Regions from separate parts of the Mus musculus genome. Here all the other regions are linked to region 3. The links are chromatin loops, found by intact Hi-C in ENCODE. Cell type or tissue: heart. All regions are shown on one strand. Links, peaks and the distances in the headings refer to the core of each region. The heading gives the core; the rest is flanking DNA.

What was found. A loop is a pair of places that touch in the nucleus more often than their neighbours do. Peaks named below come from ENCODE experiments on the same cell type or tissue, not always from the same donor. Only the 100,000 strongest peaks of a DNase experiment are listed, where the experiment ranks them.
Region 1: it touches region 3 in a loop (7-fold over the local background); 14 of 42 quality-filtered maps call a loop at or near these places.
Region 2: it touches region 3 in a loop (13-fold over the local background); 4 of 42 quality-filtered maps call a loop at or near these places.

Annotation. Positions count from the first base shown.
Region 1 is chr17:57,216,900-57,222,627 of GRCm38, reverse strand. C3 (complement component 3) reads left to right here. Exons shown (of 41, transcript NM_009778.3): 14 at 277-432; 15 at 610-739; 16 at 1,234-1,305; 17 at 1,455-1,655; 18 at 2,426-2,534; 19 at 3,003-3,088; 20 at 3,688-3,830; 21 at 3,957-4,169; 22 at 5,296-5,362; 23 at 5,457-5,543. It overlaps Mir6978 (microRNA 6978), which reads left to right and starts at 5,400; the gene lies at 5,400-5,456. In heart, for the core only: CTCF peaks have their summits at 2,585 and 3,264 (motif pointing left); DNase peaks (open chromatin) are centred at 2,607 and 3,287; H3K27me3 peaks cover 2,070 bases.
Region 2 is chr17:57,093,930-57,099,657 of GRCm38, reverse strand. All of the region lies in intron 3 of Gm11110 (predicted gene 11110), which reads left to right. Gm46589 (a long non-coding RNA gene) reads right to left here and starts at 3,538. Exons shown (of 3, transcript XR_001782170.2): 1 at 2,838-3,538; 2 at 2,687-2,751; 3 at 1-1,363. In heart, for the core only: a CTCF peak has its summit at 2,904 (motif pointing left); DNase peaks (open chromatin) are centred at 2,927 and 3,377; H3K4me3 peaks cover 933 bases; H3K27me3 peaks cover 1,090 bases.
Region 3 is chr17:57,273,398-57,279,125 of GRCm38, reverse strand. Vav1 (vav 1 oncogene) reads right to left here and starts at 26. Exons shown (of 27, transcript NM_011691.4): 1 at 1-26. In heart, for the core only: a CTCF peak has its summit at 2,090 (motif pointing right); DNase peaks (open chromatin) are centred at 2,115, 2,855, 3,555, 3,855 and 3 weaker places; H3K4me3 peaks cover 2,602 bases; H3K27ac peaks cover 665 bases; H3K27me3 peaks cover 2,146 bases.

The DNA.
Region 1 (5,728 bases), core at 481-5,480, 57 kb after region 3:
TAGGCTGGGCTCACAGACTCACAGACTTCTGCCTGCTTTTGTCTCCCCCCACCCACCCACGCCATTTGCAACCCCTCTTTTTCTCTTCTCTGTCCATATTCTCTCTCCTCACCTCTCTCATTCGCTTATCTCTTCTCCCCCACTGTCTCTTTGCCCTCCCCTTTTATCCTCCCTTATGTTCTCTCTGCCTCCTTTCTCTTCCCTCCCTTCCTCTTTCCCTCTGTGGGTTTTCTGGGATTAACCCTTCCCTGTCTTACTTCTCCATCCTCTCTATAGCTGGTGGTGAAGGGTGACCCAAGAGATAACCATCTCGCACCTGGGCAACAAACGACACTCAGGATTGAAGGAAACCAGGGGGCCCGAGTGGGGCTAGTGGCTGTGGACAAGGGAGTGTTTGTGCTGAACAAGAAGAACAAACTCACACAGAGCAAGGTAAGTGCTTGCATCTCTCAGCCCAACCTGGAGTGTGGTGGATGCTAGAAGCTGAGTCTGTCAAGGGCTGAATGTTAGGGTAAGGAGGGGCAGGGACGGCTGGGTTGAGCTTGATGACGGGTTGGTGGTGGGCCTTTTTCTATCCCCTCCATCCACCCCATACCACCTCACTTGCAGATCTGGGATGTGGTAGAGAAGGCAGACATTGGCTGCACCCCAGGCAGTGGGAAGAACTATGCTGGTGTCTTCATGGATGCAGGCCTGGCCTTCAAGACAAGCCAAGGACTGCAGACTGAACAGAGAGCAGGTGAGAAAAGAGACTGGGGAGGACACAAGGAGGGACATGCTTCCAAACCTAGATGCCCATAGAAGAACAGAACCCTGAGACCAGGAGATTGAATCTCTGCCCTTCCTCCATCAGCAACACCTGCCCATCCCTGTGCGAGAGCTTCTATGTGAGTGAGTGCATGTGTATGTGAGTGCATTTTGTGTGTGTGTGAGTGCATTGTGTGTGTGTGTGTGTGTGTGTGTGTATGTGTGTGTGTGTGCGCGCACACACATACACATTTCTGTATGTGGAGGTCAAAAGACAACTTGTACCACTCCATTCTCACCTTCCAACTTGTGGGTCTTGGAGATCAAACTCAGGACATCTGGATTAGCAGCAAGCTCCTTTACCCCATAAGCCGTCTCACCGCTTTTATTGTTGCTTCTTGAACCTCAGTCTATTCCACTACCAAAAGGGTGCAACCATCACACCCCAGCCTTACCCTGTCACTCCTGTCTCTCTCTCCCCCTCAGATCTTGAGTGCACCAAGCCAGCAGCCCGCCGCCGTCGCTCAGTACAGTTGATGGAAAGAAGGATGGACAAAGGTTAGGAATCCTCTACTGACCCACATCTCCATGCATCACCCACACTCCTCCCATAGGAGGAGGAGGGCGTTGCCTTCCTTGTCTCCCTGAAGTCTGGTCTGATGATGTCCTGATGGCTAAGGCTGACATCAGGTCTGGGCCTCCCACAGCTGGTCAGTACACTGACAAGGGTCTTCGGAAGTGTTGTGAGGATGGTATGCGGGATATCCCTATGAGATACAGCTGCCAGCGCCGGGCACGCCTCATCACCCAGGGCGAGAACTGCATAAAGGCCTTCATAGACTGCTGCAACCACATCACCAAGCTGCGTGAACAACACAGAAGAGACCACGTGCTGGGCCTGGCCAGGAGTGAGTGGTGGCTTGTAGGGTGACACTCAGGTGGGGATGGGGGAACACAACTGCCCAGTGCTGGGCCTGGCCAGGAGTGAATGGTGGCTTGTAGGGTGACACTCGGGTGGGGTGGGGGGACACAACTGCCCAGTGCTGGACCTGGCCAGGAATGAGTGGTGGCTTGTAGGGTGACACTCGGGTGGGGGTGGGGGAGCACAACTGCCCAGTGATGGGTGGCTGCACCTGTTTGCTAGAAGAGTGGCCCAAAGACTGTGCCCCCAACCTTGTCCCCTGGGAGGCTAGAAGGAGGAGGATGGAGGCCAGCTGGGCAGTGTGTGAGGAAAGAGTGAGGGAGAGAGCCTAGGGCTTTTCTCATACTGGACATTGGCTTTCCTGCACCTATAGTCCCATCCCACAAAGCAATACATCTTCAACAAAATGAAGATAAATTCTCCTACAATCACTCCACACTGAAGCTAGGTGTGGTCGCACATGCCTGTCATTTTAGCACTCAGGAGGCTGAGGTAGAAGGGTTGCTGCAGGTCCCAGGCCAGCATGGACTACCTAACAAGTTCCCGACCAGTTTGGATGATGCTCGTCTTGATAGCAATACATCTGTAGAACATGATTTTTAGTTTTTAGTTCCTAGGTGGAGAGAGGAAATCCCCACAGACCAGCGTGTCTGGAGCTGGTAGAAAACCATCACACTGGTGAATGCATTTACGCAGCTCAGAAATGTTTGCAAGGGAGCCACCTGCAGACTTTTCCAAAAGTCTCCCTACCCTCAGGTGAATTGGAGGAAGACATAATTCCAGAAGAAGATATTATCTCTAGAAGCCACTTCCCACAGAGCTGGTTGTGGACCATAGAAGAGTTGAAAGAACCAGAGAAAAATGGGTATGGCTCTCCGATCAGTGAAAATGGTGCTGGCCACTAAGACTCACCACTGACCCCACATGGTGGAAGGAGAGAACAAACTCCCCACAATTGCCCTCTGACTTTCACACGAAGGTTCTGGCAGAAAGGTGCCACCCACACTTAAACATACACAGTAAATACATTTTTTAAAGGGTTTGGGGGGGGGGGATGAGGCCGGGACACTCCCCATTCTACATCCTTGCCTGAGGGCAGAAGGCATCCTCCCAGACCTGCTCATTTGCATGTAATTTGCATGGAGCTGCCAACTTCCTGACTCCTCTGGATTCATCCCTGAGGGCTGATGGGCTGAACTAGCAAAGCCACAGGTGCAACCCAGAGCTCCTATCTAACTTGCGCCCCCCCGCCCGAGGGCCGTGCACCTCAGCGCCCTCTCCACCTTGATAGATCTTACCACTAATTTAATTTTTAAACTTCTGTCCCACCCAGAATCTCTACGAAGGTCATGAACATCTTTCTCAAAGATTCCATCACCACCTGGGAGATTCTGGCAGTGAGCTTGTCAGACAAGAAAGGTACAGGAGGGGCTGGGGAAGATGGCTCAGCAGTGAAGAGTTTGCCCTGAGCTCCATCTGCAGAACCAGCATAGAAAGCAGGGAGTCATCGTGCCTGCTTGCCATCCCCAGTGCTGGGGGGAATCCCTGGGGCTTCCTGGCCAGCCAGCCTAGCCAAGCAACTCCCTGCAGCTCCAGGGGATCTGATGCCCTCTTCTGGCCTCTGTGGGCACTGCACTGAGATGCACACAAACGCGGAGACTCGTGTGTGTGTGTGTGTGTGTGTGTGTGTGTGTGTGTGTGTGTGTGTGGTGTGCACATAGCTAAAATTAAATATGGTAGAGAAGCAATTGAAGACAACACTCAGGGTCAACCTTTGGCCTCCACATGCGTGTGCACCCATGCACACATGCGCACATGTAAACTCATGAAGTCAGACACAACTGGCTGCGACACCATCGCCTCTAGGATCTGCCAATCACATGTGCATGTTTAGTCTTCACCTTTCTGCAGATAGGATCAGCCATGGACAGCTAGGGAACTTGAACCAGAAGCCTGCCTTTGCCTCCCTGCACAGCCCTCGCACCCTGGATCCTTCACACTCTTCTTTCTGCCGACAGGGATCTGTGTGGCAGACCCCTATGAGATCAGAGTGATGCAGGACTTCTTCATTGACCTGCGGCTGCCCTACTCTGTAGTGCGCAACGAACAGGTGGAGATCAGAGCTGTGCTCTTCAACTACCGTGAACAGGAGGAACTTAAGGTGGGAGCAAGTCATAGTTGAAAGGGCCACCAGGACCCATGAACCCACCCTCACGTGTCCTGTCCCCTCCCTCACTTGCCCCAGCTCCTCCCTCACACACCTGCCCTGTCCCTCCCTCCCCTGCAGGTGAGGGTGGAACTGTTGCATAATCCAGCCTTCTGCAGCATGGCCACCGCCAAGAATCGCTACTTCCAGACCATCAAAATCCCTCCCAAGTCCTCGGTGGCTGTACCGTATGTCATTGTCCCCTTGAAGATCGGCCAACAAGAGGTGGAGGTCAAGGCTGCTGTCTTCAATCACTTCATCAGTGATGGTGTCAAGAAGACACTGAAGGTCGTGGTGAGTCCTCGGGGCATCTGCTGCCTCTAGCCTTCAGATCTCCCTGCTGTTGACCTGGGCTCTGAGACAGCAAGGATTGTCTTAGGGCCCAGATGTTACAGAAACTTAGAACTGGCTAGGCTTCAGAAGAGAGTGCTCAATTAGTTCATGCAAAGTTCCAGGCTCCCTCTCCAGCACTTTGTAAGCCAGGTATAAGGTGTGCCCTGGGATCCCAGCACTTGGGAGGTGTGGGGCAGGAGGATCATGAATTTGAGAATAGCAGGGGTAACTTAATAAGACCCTGTCTCAAGTCTTTTTAAAAAGTAAAAAGGGCCCAGGGAGATGGCTCAGCCGGCAACATGACTGCTGTACAAGCGTGTCAACCTGAGCTCAGAGCCATAGGAAGTGGCTCACCAACCAGTCACCCTAGCTGAATTGGGTACTCCAGATGAATCAAGAGACTCTGTCTCAAAAGAAGTGGAGAGGGATTGAAGAAGACATATGGCACTGACATTTTCACACACCTGCATTCACACTCACACTTGCACACACTCTCATACATGTGCACACTCATACATTTATGCACATATGTATATATACCCACACATACACACACATGCACATCTTGAACACAGGCACACACTCTCTCACACACATACACAAACCCGCACATGTATACCTCACACTCACATAATGCACACTCATGCCCTCACATTCGCACACGCATGCACACTGACACACACACTTGCACATACATACAGGTGTGCATAATCACACACACATGCACACATGCATGGACACTCACATACACCCATGCACACATACTCATACATACACAAACATGCACACTACACACTCACATACACTCATGCACTCACACTCACACATGTACACTTGCACAAACACACTCATACACATGCAAATATGCACACACACATATAAATACACACATGCACACATACACATGAGTATAAGGTAGGCATTTGTATCACCTTCTCCTTAGAAGAAGTTGAGACATAGAGAGGTTAAGTAACTGGTCTCCAGTCATACAGGCAGAGAGGCAGGGGCCTTTGGAAGGACTTTCTCTGAAGAGTACCCTGCTGACCATCTGTGTATCTGTTGTCATTTTATCCACCACCCTCCACAGCCAGAAGGAATGAGAATCAACAAAACTGTGGCCATCCATACACTGGACCCAGAGAAGCTCGGTCAAGGTGAGGCAGGCAGAGAGGGCAAGGTGGGGTAGGGTACAAAGGAAGGGGTGAGAGAGAAGCTGGTGCCATCCACGGCTTCACTCTCACCCTGCAGGGGGAGTGCAGAAGGTGGATGTGCCTGCCGCAGACCTTAGCGACCAAGTGCCAGACACAGACTCTGAGACCAGAATTATCCTGCAAGGTAAGATGGCCTCTTCCCTGCCATGCAGGGGTCAGGGTAGCTGGGAGCCAGAAGTTAACTGAGCTCCATCTCATGGGCTGAGGGTGAGGAGAGAAGAGAATAAGGAAAGGGAGCGGGGGAAGACCCTGGTCCAGGATGCCCAGATTCAAATCAATTTCAAGTTGATTAACCTGGGACTCATTTGT
Region 2 (5,728 bases), core at 552-5,551, 180 kb after region 3:
TATGTAAGTTTCCCAGGCTGACCTCCAAGTCCTAGGTTCATGCCCACCTCCTGCCTCAGTGTTCCAAATGTCTAGGATGACAGGTACTGGCCACCAGCATAGCCAGGAGTGTCAACTGCTTTCCTGTCTTGAGTGAGGATATTGCTATCAGCCCAGGGCAGCCTCAGACTCCAATGTACTGAGCTTACATACACATACCAGAAGCCAGGCTTAAAAGTCAACTTCCCTGACTCTCCCCTGGTGGGCACATGGAAACTACACAGCATAGGTTCAAATCCCAGCCCCACCTCCTGAGGGAATTCCTTTACCTCTTGGTGCCTCAATTTCCCCATCTGTGAAATGAAATTAAAACAATACTATCTTAGGCTGGAGAGATGGTTCAGCGGTTAAGAGCACTGACTGCTCTTCCAGATGTCCTGAGTTCAATTTCCAGCAACCACATGGTGGCTCACAACCATCTGTAATGGGGTAATGGGATCTGATGCCCTCTTCTGGTGTGTCTGAAGGCAGTTACAGTATACTCATATAAATAAAATAAATCTTTAAAAAAAAATACTTAATCCCAGCACTTGGGAGGCAGAGGCAGGCGGATTTCTGAGTTCGAGGCCAGCCTGATCTACAAAGTGAGTTCCAGGACAGCCAGGGCTATACAGAGAAACCTTGTCTCGAAAAAAAAAAAAAAATACTACCTCAAAATTCAAGGTGTCCACAGTGAGGGAGCCAGGATGTTGTGACATACAGCAGTCACTCAGTAAGTTCAGCCATCCTTGCCACTGGCAGCCTACACAGCCTAGCATGTGTCAGTGACTACATGTGGACTTTGAAACACTGAAATCCAGTACACAAATCCTGCCTCTGGGTTGACCCGTGAGGATGTTTGAAAGGATCTACACAGAGCCAGAACTCTGGAGGCAGAGTTAGGAGGATCAGGAAGGAGTTCAAGATCAGCCTCGGTTAAAAGTCTAGTTGGAGGCCAACCTGGTCTATGTGAGACCCTTTGACCAACAGCAAAGCCCATAACAGCAAAAAGTGCAGAGAACGGAAATGATCTCTCCAGTCTTCAAAAGGGAATCGTTCAGATTACCATTGATGACATCACCAGTCACACAACAGCAAAGACAGCTCATGCCTTTGAACCACGGGGACAGGATCTTCCAGTTTGAGCAAAGAGTCAGCATTACAATTGCTTCCGGAGGTTTGTCCACACTGGAGTCTGTGGTATGGCTCTAGCCTGCATTTCCATGTGTACAAAGTTTTGTTTGGGTTCCTCTTCTTCCTCTGCCTCCTCCTCCTCTTCCTCTTCCTCCTTTTCTCCTTCTATCTTCCTCCTCCTTCCTTTTAGCCATGAACAACCTGTAGTCAACTAAGCACCCAGAAAGAAAGAAAAGGTGACCATAGCTTTCTGGAAGAAGGAAAAATTTAACATCAACAATAAGTTCTTCCCTGAGAAAGATGGGGGAGTGGCTGAGCAGGCTGGGGACCCCTCAGAGGTTGATAAGAGCTAACTCAGTGATGGGAAATCAACCAAGCTGAGTAGAAAGGGAATCCCAGCCTGACTATCATCTGTAAGGGATTCCCCAGTGCTGCCAGGGGAAGTAGCCATTAGACAGCCACAATTAGACAGAAACACAAAGACACCCACAGCCAGGACATAGAACAGACACAGCAACCACAAATACACCATAGCCCCCTGGGCAGGGGGAGAGAGAGAGAGAGAGAGAGAGAGAGAGAGAGAGAGAGAGAGAGAGAGAGAGAGAGAGAGAGAGATCATTGTCAAACACACTGAACAGCCAAGGTGTGGTGGTTCATATCTGTCACCTGAGCATTTGGGATGCTAAGGTAGGACATTACACAAGTCTGAGGCCAGCCTATGTATAGTTTCAGGCTAGCCTTGGCTACAGAGATAGACCCTGTCTCGTGAGGACAGAAAGAGAGGAGAAAGGGAAATAAAAGAGGTATGGAAAGGGTTGAGGTAAGAGTACTCCTACTCTGCTCTTTCAGATAACCAGAGTTAAGTCCCCAACCCTCACATGGTGGCTCACAACCTCCTGTAATTCCAGATCCAAGGGGATGTGACACCTCTTCTGGCAGCAATAGGCACTACACTCACCTGCACTTACCCTGAGACACACATATACACATAAATACAAGTAAAACTTTAAAACTTTTTTTTAATATGCCAGGCATACATAGCTCAGCCAGTGACACTTGTTTCATAAGCATGGGGACCTGATTTGATTTCCCAGCACCCCTGGCTTGTTGTTTTGTTTAATAATAATAATAAGAGCCGGGCGTGGTGGCGCCACACGCCTTTAATCCCAGCACTTGGGAGGCAGAGGCAGGCCGATTTCTGAGTTCGAGGCCAGTCTGGTCTACAAAGTGAGCTCCAGGACAGCCAGGGCTATACAGAGAAACCCTGTCTGGAAAAAAAAAAAAAAAAAAAAAAAGACAAGCTGTCAAGTGCTTATAATCTTAGTCTGGGAAGGTAGACAAAGGAGGATTCCTGGAACTCATTGGCAAACTATTCTAGACAAATAGCTGGACTCCTCAGACCAGTGAGAGATTCTATCTTAAAAAAAAAAAAAATAAATAACAGTGAGGATTAGGTGGCTCCATGGTTAAGAACACTGGCTGCTCTTGCAGAGGACTCAAGTTCAATTCCCAGCAGCTATATGGCAGCTCAGACCTGTCTGTAACTCCAGTTCCAAGGCTTATGACACTTTCACACAGACATACAGGCAGGCGAAACACCTATAAAGACAAAATAAAATAAATTAAAAAAAAAAGCAAACAAACAACAAGAACAAAACCAATACTCCAATAAAACATCCAGGTACCAGATCTGTGAACAGAACTCCCTCCTACTCAGCCTTGGATCCCAGCGCGGGACACACGCGCCCCCTTGTGGACGGCATCCTCGCCCTAGGCTGTATGAGATGCAGGTGGAAGGGTCTGCCCCCCAAACTTGCCGAGCCTTGGAAGAACTTGACATCAGAACCTGGAAGCCGGGAGGACCACCAGCCCGAGGACCGGAACCCAGAGAAGCCTGTATGACCGCGAGATACGATCAGTGAGGATGTTGTAGGAGGAGGCAGGTCACTATGGTTCCTACAGGGCCAGCATCAGCAACACGAAAGTGGCCAGAGCCCATGGTGCCACTTGAGAGTAGACTCTGGTTTCCAAGCCCATACACTTCTCCTTAGGCTCCGTCCACTTCCCAGTTGTTACTCTCTAAACCTTCATTTGCAGTCCCTCCCAATGGCTCCTTCACTTTCTCTAGCCCCACATCCTTACTTTTCAGCTGTGTACTTCCCAGGTCCCTCTCACTTCTCAATCTCTATAGGTTCCTCCCACTTTCTTAGCCCCTCCCAGCTGCTCTGTCATTCTCTCTACGCCCTGCCCACTTTCCCCAGTCAACAGCTTCCTCGAGGTTGTGGATTCCCACTTTTGACGTCATTCTTCCAGCCTACTTCCCGCTCCCTTAGCTTCCCAGGCGGTTCAGTTCTCTTGCCTCGCCTGCTTCCCTGCCAATCTCCAAAGACCCCCCTCCGCCCCCCCCCCCCCCCCTGCTCAGGCCCTACCGGGTAGGCTTAACAGACTTCTCTATCAGCCTCCCAGAGCCCGCCCTGGTCCTTCCCACATCCCCCGCTGTTCTCCCTATTCCACCGGACTCTAACAGCCTAGGAAAGAAAGCTTGTTTCCCATCGGACCTTCCTCAGAGACTACTTTACTCCTTCGTCCACCTGGGACCTGGTTAACGGCAAGGCAGTCTAAAATGCCTCCACCTCCTTCTGTGCCTTACAAATTCTCATTCCAGCTGCTGGACACGCCCACCCTTATTCTCTTTAAAATTTAGTTTGCTTTTATTAATGTGTAATGCGTTGTCTATGAGCGGATGCTACAAGTGTTCAGAGAGGCCAGAGGAGGGGGTCAGATTCCCTGGAACTAGAGTAATTATGAGCAGGGATTGAGTGCTGGGGACTGAACTCTAAGCCGCTACAAGAGCAGCAAGTGCTCTTAGCCACTGAGCCATTTCCTTAGCCCCCGCCCCCAATTCAGAAGACCACCATACCTGCATATGGCCCAGCCTTGAGTCCCACTCTCTGTGGGATGATGGGGACGGGGAGGCTGCCTGCCCCAGGGTGTGCACTTGGACTGTGTGCCTACCCATTCATGTGGAATGCAACCAACGTGTGTTTGTGTCATCGAAGGTCAGCTGGAGAAAGGGACTCTGCATAGCTTCCAGCCCATCACACTTAGCATACACAGGTGTGTATCTTTTGGTGTGAGAGTGTGTACCGCATATCTGATCTACCCTGTTGGACCAAAAATCAACTTGAGGAGAAAAGCGCATGGCCCACTATCCAGGGGTGAACTGGAAATAACCTAGAAGCAGAACTAAGGCAAAGACCATGGAGGACATGAAACACACCCACTCCCTCCTGTCTGCCCAGCCTGCCTTCTTTTCTTTTTTTTTTTTTAAGATTTATTTACTTATTTATTGTATGTGAGTACACTGTTGCTCTCCTCAGACACACCAGAAGGGGACAAAGATCCCATTACAGATGGTAGTGAGAGCCACCATGTGGTTGCTGGGGTTTGAACTCAGGTCCTCTGGAAGAGCAGTCAGTGTTCTTAACCGCTGAGCCATTTCTCCAGCCCTCAGCCTGCCTTCTTATGCAACCCAGGACCTCCTGCCTAGGAGATATCACTGTTCATATGGGCTGGACCCTCCCACATAGATCAGAAATCAAGAAAATGCCTCACAGGCCTGCCCACAGGCCAATCTGATGGACTTAATGCTGTCTGAGTCACCCATACTGCCTTAAGCAACCCCTTACCCAAGTGTGTCAACTTGACACAAGGTAGAGTCATCAGAGAGGAGGGAGTCTCACTTGAGAAAATGCCTCCATAAGATACAACTGCAGGCAAGCCTGAAGGGTATTTTCTTTTCTTTTTCTTTTTTTTCTTTTTTTTGGGGGGGTGGGGGGTGGGGGATAAGACAGAGTTTCTCTGTGTAGCCCTGGATGTCCTGGACTCTCTCTGTAGACCAGGCTGGCCTCGAACTCAGAGATCTGCCTGCCTCTGCCTCCCAAGTGCTGGGACTAAAAGCATGCGCCACCACCGCCTGGCCCATTTTTAATTTCTTATCTGACTGTTTCACCTGCCTATATGCCTGTGCCTCAATGTGTGCAGAACCCATGGAGGCCAGAACTGGGCAACAAATCCCTTGGAACTGGAGTTACAAACATCTGTGAGTCACCATATGGGTGTGGCAAACTGAACTCTGGTCATGTGCTAGAACAAGTGCTTTTAACCTCTGAGCCATTTCTCTACCCTCCTTGGTTGTTCTGAGACAAGGGCTCACTATGTAGCCCTAACTACTCTGGAACTGACTCTGTAGACTAGGCAACCCTCAAACTCCCAAATGCTGGGATCAAAGGTATATACCACCACACCTGGCTGGGATTGCCTCTTTGTTTTGTTTTTGGTTTTTTTTGGCTTTTTGATGCCCTCTCTATCTGGCTAAAAAGCCCAACCAGGCATATGTGGTCCAGGACTGAATAAGAAGAAAAACGTGGGGAAACTGGAGAGCTGGCTCAGTGGTTTAAGAACGCTGGCTGCTCTTCCAGAGGTCCTGAGTACAACTCCCAGCAACCACTTGGTGGCTCATGAACATCTGTAATGGAATCTGGCATGCAGGTGTACATAGAGTATTCATATACAT
Region 3 (5,728 bases), core at 188-5,187:
CCTGCCCCAGTGGGGACAACTACAACACCACTTCCTCTTCTGTGACTGTAACTGTCGCCCCGGGGTGGGGGTGGGGAGGAGCTGTGGGGCGGAGGGGGAGCAGCATCTGCAGTTACGCCCTCACAGCTTCCACTCACTGGTGTGACCTCGTCTTTCTCCACCTACACTGAGCAGACCTGGGCACCTGCTGAACTAAGGTGCCACTATCTCATCCAGCCGTAGGCACCTAGGCTGTCACCTCCTGTCTCCTCCTGGTCCCCAGTCTACGGCCCTGATCTCTCACAGCCTTTTGCCCCTGCAGCAGCCAAAAGGGACCACTGAACACTGAGTCAAGTCTCAACCATTCTTCCACCACCCATAACCCTCCTGGTTCAACCTTGCTTTGGGGCCAAAACTCATGTCTTTCCTGCACCCCACAAGGCCCTGTTCACCCTGCCCCAACCCCTGCCAGCCTCTTCTCCTCTCTCTGTTCTTCACTCCCTGACCTCCATCCTGCCCCAGGGCCTTTGCACTTGTGCCCACCACCTGACAGAAGACACTAATTCACTCCATCACTTCTTACATGTTACTTTTTGATTACTGAGTGCTCAGCCATAGATGGGACATCTATACCACCACCAGCCCGAGGCTCAAGGGAGAAGGAACAGAAAGTCGGTAAGAGTCGGGGGCGGGGGATGTGAAATGCTATCTCCAGGGCATACCCATGGCCACTACGCTCATGAACTCCGTGCAGTTATGGTGGCAGCACAAGACAAAGCCAGGAGGGAGCCAACATGCCCACAGGCAGCAGTAATGGATGCAAAGGGTTACAAAAGAGCAAGAAAGTGGGGATAAGGTAAAGAGAGTCCACTCTCATTCGGAGTCAGAGGGGAGTTGAGGGTGGGTAGGACGAAGATAGGTTGTTAACATGTAGGAAACTGCCAACAAATAGAACTATAATAAACATTAGAAAATATATTCTACTTTGAAAGCCATTTCACTTTTATTACATATATATATGTGTGTGTGTGTATATATATACATATGTATGTGTGTATGTGTGAAGGTACATGTGGGGCACAGTACATGTGTGGAGGTCAAAGGTTAACATGGGGGAGTAGGTCCTCTTTTTTTTTTTTTTAAAGATTTATTTATTTATTTATTTATTATATGTAAGTACATTGTAGCTGTCTTCAGACACTTCAGAAGAGGGGGTCAGATCTTGTTACGGATGGTTGTGAGCCACCATGTGGTTGCTGGGATTTGAACTCTGGACCTTCGGAAGAGCAGTCAGGTGCTCTAACCCACTGAGCCATCTCACCAGCCCAAGGGAGTAGGTCCTCTTTCCACCATGCAAGCCCCAACGATTGAGCTCAGATCATTAGGCTTGGTAGCAATCACCTTTGCCCACAGAGCCCTCTCACCCTCACCACCCACTTTTCCTTTTTTCTTTAAAACTTGTATGTGTGTGTGTGAGAAAGAGAGAGAGAGAGAGAGAGAGAGAGAGAGAGAGAGAGAGAGAGAGAGAACACTATGGCGTGTGTGTTGAGGTGGCAGGACAGCCTCAGTGTAGACCCTCTCTTCCACATACTTAACATAGAGTCTCTCTTACTCCTGGGCTAACTGCTCCTGGCTAGCTGAACTTCCAGAATTGTCTCTGCCCCCATCTCGTCTTAGGAGCACTGAGATTAAAGAGCACAGACTACCTCCTCCTGCTTTAATTGTGCCCTAGGGATTTGAACTCTTGTCCTCTCATTTGAGTAGCAAGCATTTGACTGAACCATCTCCCCAGCCCCCAAATGTCATTTTTTTTCCCTTAAGTCTTCCTAAATTTTAAGCCACAGCCCTCCTCCACCCTTAATTATCATACTATAAGCCCACCTTCCCTGCTGTGAGTTCTCGTCCGAGTCAAGGTCACCAGTGCCCTTCCCTGTCATTTATTAGTTGATTTGTCTAACAAATATGTACTGCTTTCCTGACCATAGCTTCTCAGGAACTAAAATTACCTTGGCAAGCAAGCCTCTCCCTGACTAACCCACCAGATTCCAAGCCGCTTCCTTAGCACCCCACCTTTTATCCTTATGGCCTCTAGGCGGCGCTAAACGGCTTCACTGGACCAGCTTGAGTCTCATTTACGCACTGAGGATATGGGTAGGGGTGGGCACAACCTGAAAACCCTCCCGTTTTGCAACCTTACAGGCGAGGACAATTTCTATCCCCTATTTTTGGCGTCTGTGACTTCCTACGCGTCCTCTCCCTCTTCTCTAAACCGGGTAACAATTTGTTTTCTTTGCACGCAGTTAGGGTAGGAAGGCCAGGCAGTGAAAACAAAACAAAAACGAGAGGCAGCTGGAGAGCGCCCACTAGGTTTCTAGATTCGAATTCCATCTCCACCACTTCCAAGCTGAGGTACATTTGCACGAATGGCTTAGTTCCTCTCGTCTCGTGCTTCGATCTCTCCATAGAGAAAATGGGGGTGAATGGTACACGTCTCATTCCTAGGAGGATGTAACTGAAAACTGAGCCGTTGAGACAAGAGAAGGCAAGCCGAATTGTCTTGGTTTACCGTAGGAGTTTAATGAGGGCTGCCTCTATTATATAGAATACTTTACTAAAGTCTCATGTAGAGCTCAGACTGACCTTGAACTTCGTGATGTATCTAAGGCTGACGCTGAAATCCTGATTCCTGCGTGCTGGGCCAGTGTACAAACGTGGCCTTTGAATAAACGTAGTATTGCCTCTCTTGCCGCAAATTCCCAACCCTCGACTTCCTCTAACTCTTCTCCAGCCATCAGGATACAGCCCCACCCCCAACCTGAGAAAAGATTCCCTCTTTCCTCGTCCTGGTCCCAAAATCCAGCCCGATCCCGTCTTTAGCGGGAGGCTGTCGCCTTTCTCACAATTCCAAACCGGGGCGGGGGCGGGCCTGGAGGAAGCTGCAGGTTTGACGCCACAGCCCCAGAGCTGCCCTGAACCGACTTGAATCCCTGGGGATTTGGAGAGACAGCCTCAACTCGTTCAGGGAGACATGGCATGTAGTAAAAGTCATTCCAGAGCTTGAGGCTGGCCCTCAGTGGGCAGGGCGCTCTCTCAGGTCAGTCCCAGCCACCACATAAACCAGATATGGCACACCTGTCATCCCGGCTCTCAAGGATCAGGAGCCTAAGTCATCCTCGGATACATAGCTGAGTGCTATAAAGGAGCTGGGAGATAGGAGAAAAAAACGAAGAGGAAAAAGAAAGAAAGCGTAAAAATCGTTCTAGTTTCCCAAACTTCAGCACTAGTGGGGCGTGGCCGTGAGGAGGTGGGGCGTCTGTTTAAAGAACTGGACAGTAAGTAAGGGCCACTTGGAGATGCCAAGGAAAAGAAATAAAGAGAACAAGACAAACACGCGCGCGCGCACATGCACAGGCGCGCGCGCACGCACACACACACACACACACACACACACACACACACACACACACAGAGGTTCAAAGGGAGCGCGGCTTCCGACGGGGACTTGTTCCAAAGGGGCTGGTTGAGCGCCTGGGAGGTTCCTATGGAGGCGGGGCCTGACGGAGAGGGCCTCGATGGGGCGGGGCTTATAGGGGCGGAGCCAGGGGCCGGGGCTGGGCACCAGCCAGGTGAGGGCAGCGGAGGCTGGGCCTAGCTGGGGTGTGGGCATTTCGCTGCTCAGCGGCTGAGCCTTCAGGTTGAGTCCCGTCGGATTCCCCGAGTCCCCTCCAGGTAAGTGAGGAGGTGGTCGTTGTAAGATCCCGGGCTCCCTACTGGTCAGGGTGGAGCCATCAGCCCTTAGGGAGAACCGGAGGATCTATCCAAGACAGTCTGCGGGCGCCGGAATAGCTCTCCAAGTGAATAGCCACGCGTCATGCGTGTCCGGGAACCCAGGCGTGTCTTAGGTGGCCCTCGCGCAGCTCCCAGCGTGTTTCCTGCTCTCTGCGGAAATACTCTTGGCTTCCACTTTCGTGTACGCCATCGCAAATCCGGATCTGCCCCTCCCTCCCTGGCTGGCTCCAAAACCTTTCCTAAACTCCCCTGTGGTCACTGGCTAAAACGGGGCGCGCCTCTTACTGAGTGGTCTCCCCTCCTGGCCTCTTTTTCTGGTCCACTCCTCACCCACATCAGCATTTTGGTCCTGTGAAAAGATCAAAATTAGCCCGTCTAACCGCCTCACTCTTCATTCTCCATACCCCACCACCACGGACCTCTCAGGCATCCCAAAACTTGCCTCAATCTAAACCTAGGTCTCAGCTCCCAAGTTACCGCCTCCTTTCATACTTAAAGAACGCCAGTCCGCGTGGGGCTGGCAATATAACTCAGCTGATGAGGGCGCTTGTCCCTAAAGCCTGCTAGCCTGAGTTCCGTCCCTGGAACGCACGTGAAGATGGAAGGAGAGAGCCTTTTCTACAGATTTGTCCTCTGACCACCATCCTCGAACCTGGGCACCCGGTCTGTCATTTAAATTAATTTTTATATAATGTAAATGAATTTGAATGTTGTTTATTTAAATAAAATTTAAATTAAAAAAAAAAAAGCCTGCTCCCCCTAGCCTTCCTTCTCGAATCTTCCTGTCTCATGGCTTAAACCAGGAGGGACCATTAGAAATTATCTTCGTTCATCTCTCTGTTGGTTGTTGGTTGTAGCTGGAATTGGGGTAACTGAGCTTCCAGGGACAGGCTGATACACAGTAGGTCTTAAATCATCCATATCAGCTTAGTGTGAAAAGTGAGACCCCCCAGATCCCAACTCCACCTGAATCTGTGGAGTGTCTGCTGGAGACTACACCCCTGAATCTTTGTGCAGCTGTGCACAGACACAGTAGACCCACAGATCTCCCTCAAGTCTGCCTATTCCCTTCCCTGTTTCCCCACCCCTACGCTCCCCCGCCCAAGTAAATTATCCCCCAAAAGACCCAGACAATGACGACTCCATCGATTGAGATTTCCAAACTTGAACTAGAGTTTGCGCCTGCCCCCATTCCTCCATTGGCTACTGGAGAAACAGAAAATTCTATATGAGGTGTGAAGTTCAGGACCATGGGGAGTGGGAGGGGGCGGAGTTACCTAGGTGACAAACAGGAAGTGTGCATATTTTGGAGCACACCTGGCTTTAGGTATGCAGCGCGTGCAGCAGCTTCCTCCTGCCTCACCCACCCCACCCCACCCCACCCCCAGGGCACAGGTCTCAGCTGAGGTCGCCTTGCCCCCCTCCCCTCTTTCCAGGAAGTAGTGACTCAAGAAGCAAGAATCCTGCTGTGCACCTCTTCCCAAAGCCTGGGCCTGGGTCACTTCTAGACTCCTAGACTCCTAGACGGCATCTGGAGATAGGGAGACAGACAGACAGACAGACAGACAGACAGACCACACACACACACACACACACACACACACACACAAAACCCTCCCATCCAATATGATTTTTCTGACGTATTTGAGACACAGGCTGACGCTTGTGAAATAATGTCTAAGACCTAAAACCTAACTATCATATACTAACAAAATTCCCAAATACATGGAGAAACTCAAAATGTAAAATTGTAGTCTCTAAGTTTGAATTTCAAATGGGGATGGGAGGAAGGAGGGCTCAGCCTGTGGTTCGGTAGTAGAGCCTAGCATGCATGAAGCCTCAGGTTCCTGACCAGCACTAAACAAGCCCAGCTTGGGGGTTCCTGCCTGTCATCCCAGCACCGGGGAGGTGGAGACAGGAGTTCAAAAGCATCCTGGGTTATATAATGAGTTCCAGCCAG